Regions from separate parts of the Homo sapiens genome. Here region 1 is linked to region 2. A link is an interaction called in ENCODE POLR2A ChIA-PET data of the cell type or tissue named here. Cell type or tissue: Panc1. All regions are shown on one strand.

Region 1 (2,500 bases), 150 kb after region 2:
GCACACACACACACTCAAACACCATACTGGCACCTCCCCAAGTGGGCTTTGTGTCTGCCAATGTCAGAACCACCCAGGGTGCTCCTGTTGGAAACAGACTTCTGGAATCAGAGCCTTGTACTGTGGGAACTGACAAACCTTACAGGCAGCCCCAGGGGGTTCTGAAGCTGGCCAGTGTGGGGTGGAGGGGGTCCCACCACTCCTGGACTGGGCCATGAACTCCAAGAGTCCAAGAACTGCTATTCTGTCCACTGCTGTGTCCCCAGGTCCCCAGAACAGAGGGGAACCTTGCTCAGTAAATATTTGTTGAATGGAGGAATGAATGAAATTCTCTGCCTGAGGCTGACTCTTCTACCCACACTCCTTCCTCCAGTGGCTGGAATGGCCAGGGGACTGGGGCGTCTCCACACATCCACCGACCAGGTGGCCTTCACTGTGGCTCTCAAGTCTCTCAGGAGCAGAGGCCCCAGTGTCCCCCTGCTTGGCGCTAAGGGAGAGAATTTAGATCAACGGTGGGTTGCCCAGCCATGTGTCTCCTGGGCCTTTAAAAGTGAAGCTGCCCTACCTTTTTTCTTCTTCTTCTGGAAGGAGAACCTGCGCTCAATGGCCTTCACCTCCTCAGCGGAGATGAAATGGCGCACATTGTAGCTGACGCCCACGCGGTTCAGGTGGCCCCGGACGTGGTTGGCCAAGCCGATGCCGTTGTGGAAGCGATCGGGGCAGTAGGGGCATTTCCGCTCCTCGTGCTTCAGTGCCATGGCCGGATCCCCATCCAGGAGTGTGTCCAGCCCCAGCGGGCCGCCCAGCGGCGCGTCCAGGAGCAGGAAGTCCAGGGGGTGGGCGCCTGCCAGCCCCAGCTCCTCGGGCTGCAACCTTGGGGGCACCCTGGCTGCCGCCATGACCTGCGGCCCCAGCTTCGCCACGAGCACAATGGGTACCATCCCTCGGAGCTGCTGCTGCTGCCCCTGGGTGGCCTCTACTGCCTGCAGGGCCTCTCGGAATGCCTGCTTCAGCTCCAGGGCCGCCTGCGGGATGAGGCTGGGGGTGGCTAGGGGTGAAAAGACCCCATTTTCAGGGGAAAAATCCATCTCGGAGGTCAGCACTACATCCTCCTCCTCCTCCTCCTCCTCCTCCTCTTCGCTCCAAGGGCGCCTCCGTTCCCCCAGCCCTTGTGGGTGGACGGTGCTTTTGTTTCTCCCGAGCTGTAAGGAGTAGGGGGTGGATGCTAGTGTGGAGGGAAAGGCCAGCCTTCCGAGAGGCCTCTGGCCCGTGCCATGCAGGAGTGGCTTTGACAGCGGGAAATCTCTGATGCTCAGCTGCTGGCATCCTGGGCCAAAGGCCAGGCTGGGGTCGTATCCAGCAGGGTTCTCCCGCCACATGGGGGCCAAGGACGGCTCAGCTTTGCCAAAGTAGTCCACAGCAGTGTCAGGGAAGCAGGCGTGAGCATCCTGGCTAGTGCCTGGCTGGCTGGCAGGGTCTTCCTCATAAGCCTCGCCATCCTCCTCCCAGTGGGGATGGGCATGCACCAGCCTCACGTGCTCCCTGAGCAGGCTCTCGCTGGGCGCGGGGAAACCACAGAAGACACAGGCGCTGAGGCCAACGGCAGCTCCGTAGGGCTGATAGAGGAGGGCGCTGGCCTCAGGGCTGGGGCTGCCAGCCCCGCTGCTGCCTCCAAAAGGCTCTTTGGTGGTCTGGCCTGGGGGCTCACGCATGTGCAGCTTGGCATGCTGCACATAGGCCCTGGATGAATTGGTGCCAAAGACACACTTAGGGCACTGCAGCCGTGCCTCCCGGCCCTCGTCTCCTGGAACTTGCTTCAGCTTTTGGATCTCCTCAATGATCTTCTCCCGGGAGGCCTGATGCAGCTGCCGGTGCTGCTCCAGGGCAGTGGGGTCAGCAAAGGCCCAGCCACACTCCCCGCAGGCCAGCGGGGCCAGGTCCGCAGGGGGCTCCTGGCCCGGGGCTCGGCGGTGCTGGCTCATGTGCTCCAGGAGGTGCTCCTTCTGCTTGAAGTAGATGCTGCACTCGATGCATGGGAACACGGCCGGCTCCTCGTCCTCGTCCTCATCTGGGCTGGCCACCCCTTCGGCCACCTCCTCCAGCAGCTCACACAGGTAGGGCCCGGTCCGGATCGGGGGCAGTAGCGGCTGCAGCCGCTCCACAGAAGCCTCCGAGTTCACTGTCCAGGTCTGTGTGGCTACCTCCGAGGCTGACGTGGGTAGGCCCCACTCGGACGGCTGGGCCAGCCCCTCCAGGTCCTCCAGATCTTCTCTGCCACCCACCACCGCCATGTCCAGCGTCTTCGGGGTGTCTTCCACTGGCACAAACACCCTCCTGAAGGGGGCGAGGGGTGGCGGCTGGGCAGGCAGGTCCAAGTGCAGCCCTGCGTCCTGGGGGGATCCCTGCTCGTCCTCATCTTGGAGCCAGTCGAACCTGGGGCGGCCCTGGGCATGTTTCTCCAAAAGCCTTGGTTCCCCCCGGTGGTGTAAGAACCTTCTAG
Region 2 (2,500 bases):
ATGAGCCACCACAACTGGGCGTTTCAGAACGCTTTCACCTTGTAAAACAAACTCTGTAACCCATATATCCACTAAACACTAACTCCCAATCCCTGCCTCTGGCAACCACCATTCTACTTTCTGTCTCTGTGGAAGTGACTCCTATAGGTACCCAGCGTGAGTGAAACCACAAAGTATTTGTCTTTTTGTGGTTGTCGTATTTCACTTGGCATAACGTCTTCTAGGTTCATCCACATTGTAGCACCTCTGAATTTCTTTTTTTTTTTTGAGACAGTCTCCCTTTGTCGCCCAAGCTGGAGTGCAGTGGTACGATCTAGGCTCATTGCAACCTCCACCTCCTGGGTTCGGCGATTCTTGTGCCTCAGCCTCCCGAGTAGCTGGGACTACAGACACGTGCCACCACGTCTGGCTAATTTCTGTATTTTTAGTAGGGACTGGGTTTCACCAACTTGGTCAGGCTGATCTCAAACTCCTGACTTAGATGATCTGCCCACCTCGGCCTCCCAAAGTGCTGGGATTACAGGTGTGAGCCACTGTACCTGGCCTGAATTTCATTCCTTCTTAAGGCTGATTAATACTTCATATTTTGCCTATCTATCCATCCATCAATGGACACAGGTTGCTTCTATAATACCTTTTGGCTACTGTGTATAGGGCTGCTATGAACATGGGCGTACAAATACATGTTTCAGTCCCTGCTTTCAAAGAGAATGCCCTTAAGAAATGTTTGCTGAAGTACACAGAGGTAATATCACATCTGCAACTTATTAAAAGGATTTATGGGTGGCTGGGAAGGATCGCTTGAAGCCAGGAGTTTCAGGCTGCAGTGAGCTATGATCTGCCCTCCAGACTGGTGACAGAGCAAGACCACATCTCAAAAAATAATAAATAAAAATAAATAGAAGAAGAGGAGTGAAACACAGGATCCAGTTATAAACTTGGACAATCACCCATCAAAAATCAGCTCCTTCCCAGAAGATGTTTATAAGGCACAGGCAGAATTCATCCGGAACTGCAGACACTGCCCTAAGCCCATCCACACCCTCCGCTGGCTTCTCCTGCTGGTGTGCAGAGCACAGAACAGCTTCACAGTCTTCCCTTGTTTTTACCAAAGCAGCCGAGCAGCTGGTGCTACACAGGCTGGTGCACTGCCCAGCAGACACACAGGGCCGCCGAAGGGAGGAAGTCAACGCCCGAGGGTGGCCACTAAGCCGTGGCGGGTGCCTGCCCCTGCAGATGGAGGAGGGCTGAGTTCTAAGCACACTACTCTGTGAATGGCATGAATGAGCTCTTTCACTGGCACCAGAGAGAACACGCAACAGTACCATCTGCTGAGGGGAGGGAAAGTTCAGAGGAGCAGGCACCGACTCCTCAGGCTTCCACAGCCACCAGGTCCCCACTGTGTCAAGGCGGCTGTTAATACTCAAGTCCCCTCCTCCACTCCTGAACATGAGAGTTAAACAAAGTCAGCTACAGTCTCTTGGTCCATAACAACCTAGGGAAAGCAAACTACAGAACCACGTTAGAAATGCTTCACGTCTTTTACCTCAAAATACCTTTGTTTAGTAACCCCACTCCCCGACACAGGCCCCATAGCTCTGTTTTCTGGGTTCTGACAACTAGTGCCCTAAGCCAGAGGCCAGGCCCTAAAGAGACAACCTAGGCAGGCTTGAGATGTTTCTCCCACGACCTTTCCAAATGATTCCAGCAGAAAGCCAGACTCCTTAGCTACTTAAAATCAGAAAACAGCTGGGTGCGGTGGCTCACGCCTATAATCCCAGCACTTTGGGAGGCCGAGGCGGGTGGATCACCTGAGGTCAGGAGTTCGGGACCAACCTGACCAACATGGAGAAACCCCGTCTCTACTAAAAATATAAAATTGGCCGGGCATGGTGGCACATGTCTGTAATCCCAGCTACTCAGGAGGCTGAGGCATGAGAATCACTTGAACCCTGGAGGCGGAGGTTGCGATGAGCCGAGATCGCGCCACTGCACTCCAGCCTGGGCAACAAGAGCGAAACTCCATCTTAAAATAAATAAATAAATAAATAAAATAAATCAGAAAATAGATGGGTATTACTTCCCACTCAAAACCACTCTCAAGGTAGCTAGGTTAGTGCAAAAGTAATTGCGGTTTTGATCCAAAAAAAAAAAGAAAAAAAAAAGCCAAAACAGCAGTTACTTTTGCACCATCCTAATAGATCTGATGAAACCAGGAGAATGGAAGCTAGGAAAGATGTGGCTCACAAGCAATGGGAGAAGTGTGCTTGTAAGGACACTGGAGCCCCCCAGCCTCTGGGTTCTGCCCACGGGGCACCACCCACAGCCAGGTCCCTGCCTGCATAGACAGGAAGGAAAACGGGGCCACTTCACAGGGTGCTACAGGGCTCTCAGCAAGGGGCTCAAGTGAGGGAAGGCTTTCCAACGAAGCAGCCTGAAGGGCAAGGAGTAATTCACATTTTTGTTTTAGTTCTTGGAGAGGTTTGGTTTCAAGGCAGGA

The links. ChIA-PET counts read pairs that join two places held together with the same protein. Peaks named below come from ENCODE experiments on the same cell type or tissue, not always from the same donor. Only the 100,000 strongest peaks of a DNase experiment are listed, where the experiment ranks them.
Region 1: POLR2A ChIA-PET joins it to region 2 with 11 read pairs; 2 of 35 experiments call an interaction of 5 or more read pairs at or near these places.

Annotation. Positions count from the first base shown.
Region 1 is chr19:15,438,013-15,440,512 of GRCh38, forward strand. It overlaps WIZ (WIZ zinc finger), which reads right to left. Exons shown (of 13, transcript NM_001371589.1): 4 at 566-2,500. Among named protein-coding and RNA genes, the nearest start is that of MIR1470, 10 kb to the right of the region's middle. In Panc1, no CTCF peak of the experiment used is centred here; no DNase peak of the experiment used is centred here.
Region 2 is chr19:15,287,523-15,290,022 of GRCh38, forward strand. All of the region lies in intron 1 of BRD4 (bromodomain containing 4), which reads right to left. Among named protein-coding and RNA genes, the nearest start is that of BRD4, 44 kb to the right of the region's middle. In Panc1, no CTCF peak of the experiment used is centred here; no DNase peak of the experiment used is centred here; H3K27ac peaks cover 395 bases.